Regions from separate parts of the Mus musculus genome. Here region 1 is linked to region 2. Evidence: chromatin contacts called from ENCODE POLR2A ChIA-PET data. All regions are on one chromosome and are shown on one strand. Each heading gives the region's core, a stretch centred on a gene start or an enhancer-like site at or near the end of the contact. The rest is flanking DNA. Distances are from core to core; before and after follow the strand shown.

Region 1 (3,677 bases), core at 432-2,931, 340 kb after region 2:
GCTGGCTGTGGTGGCACAGGTCTTAGATCTGCACACATAGGTATGTGGATCTCTGTTTGCTGAAGGCCATCCTGATCTACATAAGTGAGTTTCAGGTCACCGGGGCTGACACACTCAGATCCTGTCTGAAGAAATAAATGTTTAATTGAAAAGGTGGTCAAAGCCGGGCGTGGTGGCACACACCTTTAATCCCAGCACTTGGGAGGCAGAGGCAGTCGGATTTCTGAGTTCCAGGCCAGCCTGGTCTACAGAGTTCCAGGACAGTCAAGACTACACAGAGAAACCCTTTCTCAACAAACAAACAAACAAAATGAAGAAAAATGTGGTACATTTGCAAAATGGAGAAACCCTGTCTTGAAAAACCAAAAAGAAAGATAAGAAAAGGTGGTCAAAATATATAGACTATTCTCATTTATCTCTCTCCAGCTAAAGAAACAGCCACCTCCACAACTGCACAAATACCAATCAGGTGGAGAGGACTGGCAGGACAGAACTGTTTTCAGAGGATAGATATCAATTTGTGAAGCCTCCAGGAACTGGATAAGTGTCACAGGGAAGCTATTTGGCAGAAGCAATCTAGTAGCTCTGGTTTGTGGCTGGGAATCTTAAATGTGCTGGAACAAGCTGGGCACATGTAACCAGGGAGCGGCACCATGGGATGTTGGGAGGGAAGGCCCTTGGTCCCTATACTTTTGTTCCTATCATGTCTCCCTAAGTGACACAAGAGGCACAAATTCATAGAGTCTGAGTGACTGATGATGCTCAGACACGTGCTCCTAGATCAGAACAGTGTTCCCGTTCTGGTGCCTCCCTAGATTGTAACCTTATATGGGAGAGTAGTTAGTGGTTAGCTGCCAATCCTTCTAGACACACCCAGATGTACATTTTGAATTCTTCATAGTGAAAAGAAGAGGTGTGCTACACCTAGTTTTTCTCTCGGAATCTGGGGCAAAGGAACTCCGACTCTCCTACTAGGGCGTGGCCCACAGCACCGCGACCCTCCTGGGGCTAGTAGGAAGTAATGATATCGCCATCGTCTTTGCCCAGTCTCCAGTCTCCCTAAGAACACGTCTTTTCCTGAGAATTAGAGTGGGGCGGGCCCAACTAGCGAGGAGGACAGTGAGCGCCTAACGGAGATTTTTTTCCTCTAAGGGAGATTTTAATTGGTCTCCTGAAAGCAATCAAGCACCTATCATGGTGCTCTTTGTTGGCTCTTAGACGTCAGCTTTGTGGGTGGGTCTCCAACCTCCCGGGTGACAAAGGAACTTCGGAGTCCCTACCATGGAACGTTCGCGCCATTTCCTGTAGCCTTGAGGAAGGCCTGAACCAGCACTCTAGAGCCCTGTAAGCAAAGGAACACCTCCGTGACGGTCCAGTTCCACTGAGAAAGACTCCCCTTTTCAAGTCTTAGAATATTGGCAATCATACGTAATAGCAAAACCTGTCAATGGCTCTCCGCCCAATATGGCCAGGCGGAAGCTGGTTTCTCTTGCCTATGTGTCGAAATCCCATTCGCCAGCATGCAGTTCCCTATTCCGGTATCCAGTCACCAATAAGCTCTGTGCTTCGTTCGGTCCCGCCTGGTACACATGCGCAGAGCAGCGCTGCATCTATGATCTTAGCGTCTGATAGAGCGTCGACACCACCCCCTGGCTGTAACTCTATGGTTGTTACAGTGGAAGATAGGCCGCCTATATAAGGCGTGAGCAGGCGTGGGAGCGTCTCTTTTCCTCTGGCGCGGTGAGTGAGTTCGGTCACGGTTTTTTACGATGGTCTCGTAATTTTTCTTTGGGATTTTTTTTACACTTATTCTGTGTCTGTATTCTTTGACTGTTTCATTACAGCCACCGACGATCCTATTGTCATCATGGGCCGCCGCCCCGCCCGGTGGTGAGTGCTGAACCCATGCAATCTTCCTACTGTGAAAACTGAGGGAAAAATGCATTTCTTTCGAAAGACTTTTTTTTTATGGGTGGACTCTCTGCCACTTAGAGACCCTGAAGTAAAGACTGACTTCGGGTTTTCTTTAATACTTTACTGGGACCTTTATTTTGAGGCTGTGGGTGGCGTTACCCAATACTAAAGCGCTTGGGTAGAACTAGCATGTCCGTGTGCATCCAATCCTCTGCGTCGCAAATGAGCCTTTTTACAACGCCTACCAGGCCTTCTTGGTCACTTTTGCGTCCGTCTTTTATTTCCGGCCTTGAGCTTTGTGGTTTTTAACAGGACACCAAGGGCTGACCAGTCCGTAGGCGCCGCCTAAACGCGTGTCCTGAAGAGGACGCCATATTCTCTTAACGTGGCTAAGGCGGGTCTTCTGTCACATGCTAGGAAAATTGTGATATCTCACCCAACTCTGGTTAGAGGGTGATGCTAGTGCATGATTCTTTTTCTGTTTTATAATTTGTGTAATTGTTTAACAACAAGTTGCCTTAGAATCAGTTACCCTGAATGGAAACTGGATTCAGAGCTGGTTTAGTCCTGTTGTCACCATTAATCACACCTGAGTTTCCTTCCTTCTATAGTTACCGGTATTGTAAGAACAAGCCATACCCAAAGTCTCGTTTCTGCCGTGGTGTCCCTGGTAAGTAGTGACAAACTTCGAACTGGATCGGTGTTTGTCTATTCCCCACTTCTCGAGAACTTTAAACCACGTGTTTTTCAGATGCTAAGATCCGAATCTTTGATTTGGGACGGAAGAAAGCAAAAGTTGATGAATTCCCACTTTGTGGCCATATGGTGTCAGATGAATATGAGCAACTCTCTTCTGAAGGTGAGACAGCTCCCATTTGTTAATTGGCTCTTTTTTTTTTTTTTTTTGGTTTTTCGAGACGGTTTCTCTGTAGCCTTGGCTGTCCTGGAACTCACTTTGTAGACCAGGCTGGCCTCAAACTCAGAAATCCACCTCCCAAGTGCTGGGATTAAAGGCATGGACCACCATGCCCGGTGTGTTAATTGGCATTTCTTGTGTACTTGTGGATTATATATTATAATTTATTCAATGTCCTGACACCCTGTTTCACTGCTGTTATTTCCCCATTCAGCACTGGAGGCTGCCCGTATTTGTGCCAACAAATACATGGTAAAGAGTTGTGGCAAGGATGGCTTTCATATCCGAGTGAGGCTCCACCCTTTCCATGTCATCCGTATCAACAAGATGTTGTCCTGTGCTGGGGCTGACAGGTAAGCTGGTGTTTTATTTGGTTTTGAGACAGGGTTTCTCTGTATCCCTGGCTGTCCGGGAACTTAATGTACACCAGGCATATCTGAGATCTGCCTGCCTCTGCCTCCCAAGTGATTAAAAACCACCACTGTCCAGCAGTATTTTTAGGGATTTCTTTGATTTTTTGTGCAGCTAATTAAGCCGACCAAGTCCCCTTTTCCCATGGGGACTTTGGTGTGCAATGGTTGCAAACAGCAGCCTCCTTGGTAGTGTATGTAGCCTATTATCTATATGGGCTGCCTCAAGGGACCTTGGAGACAATTTTCTGGCAGTTGGTAATCAGGCCTCTGATCACAATGTTGTCCCTGATCTAGGCTCCAGACAGGGATGCGTGGTGCCTTTGGGAAGCCCCAGGGCACAGTGGCCAGGGTTCACATTGGCCAGGTCATCATGTCCATCCGAACCAAGTTGCAGAACAAGGAACATGTGATTGAGGCTCTGCGAAGAGCCAAGT
Region 2 (3,227 bases), core at 159-2,658:
GGATTCAGGTCACTCTCAGGCAGAAGGGCCCAGTGAAGAAAGCGAAAACCTTTTCTACCTGGACACAGGGCACTGTTTGCCCAGGGTCCCTTTAGGGTTAGGGTTAGAGAGCGCTGAGGAAACATGTGGTCACAAAATGGTAGGAAACGAGTAAATGGGTCTTGTGGCAGGTTCCCAGGCCTGTCATTAGAGTACACTCATGTCCAACAGCCTGTGATCCCCTACAGGCTCCTACATACCTGATAACGCACTTCCCCCGTTACTTTCCACAGTTCATTCATGGCCATGGTGTAGAAGCACTCGCTGAAAATGGTCCGCTGCACCTTCACTGGCCGGCCATCCCGAGTCAGCACAAAAGCACATTTCTTGCCAGGTGGTGCCACCCGGGCATAACGCAGCAAAAATTCACCACCTGGTGGTTGGAAAGTATGCATGGTAGGTAAGGACTCTGAATATACTGCCTCTTGGAACCTGCCAGTCCCTTTCCTCTTCTAGAGCCCTTTAGATACATTGAATACATAACCCACTGAAGCCCCTGGGGAGATAGGGCTAGGAGAGGGGACCTGCTCTTGCTGCATCCAGAAGCTCAACACGGCGGAAGCGCTCAAAACTGCGGTATAAGCGACAATACATCCATACCTGTGAGGGAACACAGTTTAGAGAGGAGTAGCTGGGGTGGAGGGAATCCTAAGTATCCCTGGGTATACCCTATTGTTGTGTGAACACCTTAAGTGTGCAAACTGACCTGCCTCCCCTGCAGCCAAACATATTTGAGGTGATCATATACCTTCCCATCACGGCCAAGACATGTGAAGAAGCCCCTGTGAGACAAGTGTTGTCAGAAAGTGAAGGAAAGAGCCGTTCTCCATAGCTTCACTACTCTCCTCAGGTCAGTAGATCTGTGTGTCACCTCCAAGTGAGATAGGGGGAGGGGGGCCCTAGGAGGATCATGGCAGGATAGCTAACCCGTGTTCCTGGTCATGGGAATGCTCCATCCAGAAAGCGATCACACGATCAAGCTCTTGTTCCACACGCTTCTTCCAGACCTGCAGTGTCTCCCGTTCCTTCTCCATGTCCTGTGAAGTGAATCAGGGCAGAGCAGGGAAGCACAGCTCTTCCTTCACAGGGACTTCCTGAACCAACTCGAGTAGGCCCCAGAGCTACTTGATTCCACCCCACCACCACAGGGCCTCGAGCCAAGGATACAGTACTCCCACCTCTTCAATGGGCTTCTGACCCCACCATTAGTTGGAACCATCCACTACCACATACCTGTAACATTAGGAGTCCTAGGTCCATCATCTGCTTTCCTCCAGGAATTCAGACTTGGTCGCGATCCCGTGACTATCACTCAGCTGACCGAGCAGTGTCCCACCCACCTGATCCTCTTCAGAGTTCCGAAGGGCCCCGAGTTGGGGGCGGGACGAAGGGCGGGGTTTCAAACCCCGCCTTCTGCTCTTCTAGGCCTGGACTGAGCAGTCAAGCTCTAGATCCCCCTGGTGGGAACTGGGTGAGGAAGTCTGGCCTTATGAGGAGGGAGTAGGTAGGAGACTGAATCTGGGCCTGGCAGCTGAGGCTGGTGATCTCAACAGATTGTGAAGTTAGGGTGCCCCTGGAATGACTGAATCCTGAGACCCTGTGACCCCATATTGTCGGCAAGCCCTTTCCTTTAGCTTCAGCTGTCTGAGTCCAGTAATTTACAACCATTAGCCCTGGTTGCCAGTTGCTGGATACTTCACCCCCAAGGATGATTCTGGAAAAACAGGTGATAACCATGCAGAGTAGAGTGGGCATCCTCCAGCTCTCTGGCCCTTCCTCCTAGGTACACAGTATAGGTTGGCTCTGTGACAGGCTGGTTAATCTGTTCCCCATTCTTGCTACCCACTGGGCACCCTCATTGCTCAGCAGAATTCTGTGGAGTGAGAATTTCAACCAGAATGCCAGAGGTACTTGTTCTGATTTTCTTTTGTCTTTTTTTTAAAACATTTTTTAAGATTTATTTATTATTTATTATATGTAAGTACACTGTAGCTGTCTTCAGACACTCCAGAAGAGGGCGTCAGATCTCATTACGGATGGTTGTGAGCCACCATGTGGTTGCTGGGATTTGAACTTCGGACCTTCAGAAGAGCAGTCTGGTGCTCTTACCCACTGAGCCATCTCACCAGCCCTTCTTTTGTCTTTTTTTATTTGTTTGTTTGTTTTTTCGAGACAGGGTTTCTCTGTGTAGCCCTGGCTGTCCTGGAACTCACTCTGGGGACCAGGCTGGCCTCGAACTCAGAAATCTGCCTGCCTCTGCCTCCCAAGTGCTGGGATTAAAGGCGTGAGCCACCACTGCCTGCATTTTCTTTTGTCATTTTATTTTATGTTTCAGTGTTTTGTTGTTGTTGTTGGTGGTGGTGGTTTATTTTTTGTTTGCTTTTGCTTTTGCCTCTATGTATGTCTGTGCACCACATGCATGCAGTATCCTTAGAGGCCAAAAGAGGGTATTGGATCCTCTGGACCTGGACTTACAGCTGGTTGTGAGTCTCCACGTGGGTTCTGGAAATGGAACCTGGGGCCTCTGGAAGAACAGACAGTGCACTTAACTGCTGAGTCATCACTCCAGTTCCTTGAACATGTTCTTAATGATGGACTGCAACCCAGGAGTGTAAAGTAACTAGACTTCCTGACTCATCAATGCTGCTTTGGGAGTTGGTCAGTAAAAAGAATTCAGTTTCTAGATATGGTTATGTTCTTGTGCTACCTGCCCCTTCCCAGCTGTGTGTTGACTCATTTCGCAATGACTGCTACTTTCCAGGTTATGGCTACTGGGTGGCTCTGCAGGTTGTAGAATGGCTCTTTCATCCTGAAACACTTCATCTTTATGGTGTTTAGGAATAAGCCTGATCTCAGTGTCTGTTAAGTATCTGCTGAAGCTGCTCTGTTCATCTTTACCCTTAGCCTAGGTCATGCCCAGGGACCTTGGCTCTGTATCCAGGAAAGCTTGCATGCTGTTATTTAAGCTGTATTTATCCATCTTCATTGTCTCCCAGCTTCTCTTACACACATATCATCCCTTTCAAGCTCAGCCAAGTTAAGAGCATTGGTATGATAGAATGGGTGGTTCCCTGGCCCTGAGTCTCATGGGAATAGGGTGATGCAAAGCTATGATGCCTTTCTCCCCAGGAGCTCAGTTTGCTAGTTTGTTTGCAATAGGGTCTCATGTATCACAGGATACCTTGAAC

What was found. ChIA-PET counts read pairs that join two places held with the same protein, here RNA polymerase II (POLR2A).
Region 1: POLR2A ChIA-PET joins it to region 2 with 22 read pairs in embryonic stem cell. The contact joins the promoter of Rpl10 here to the promoter of Renbp in region 2. POLR2A ChIA-PET finds 5 or more read pairs at or near these places in 3 of 5 experiments (Patski and embryonic stem cell).

What each region holds. Positions count from the first base shown.
Region 1 is chrX:74,269,135-74,272,811 of GRCm38, forward strand. It overlaps Rpl10 (ribosomal protein L10), which reads left to right and starts at 1,682. Exons shown (of 7, transcript NM_052835.3): 1 at 1,682-1,740; 2 at 1,845-1,890; 3 at 2,526-2,584; 4 at 2,666-2,773; 5 at 3,045-3,183; 6 at 3,538-3,677. The coding sequence starts at 1,868. Snora70 (small nucleolar RNA, H/ACA box 70) reads left to right here and starts at 3,358; the gene lies at 3,358-3,486.
Region 2 is chrX:73,929,442-73,932,668 of GRCm38, forward strand. It overlaps Renbp (renin binding protein), which reads right to left and starts at 1,409. Exons shown (of 11, transcript NM_023132.3): 1 at 1,273-1,409; 2 at 967-1,076; 3 at 746-821; 4 at 564-639; 5 at 240-412. The coding sequence starts at 1,302.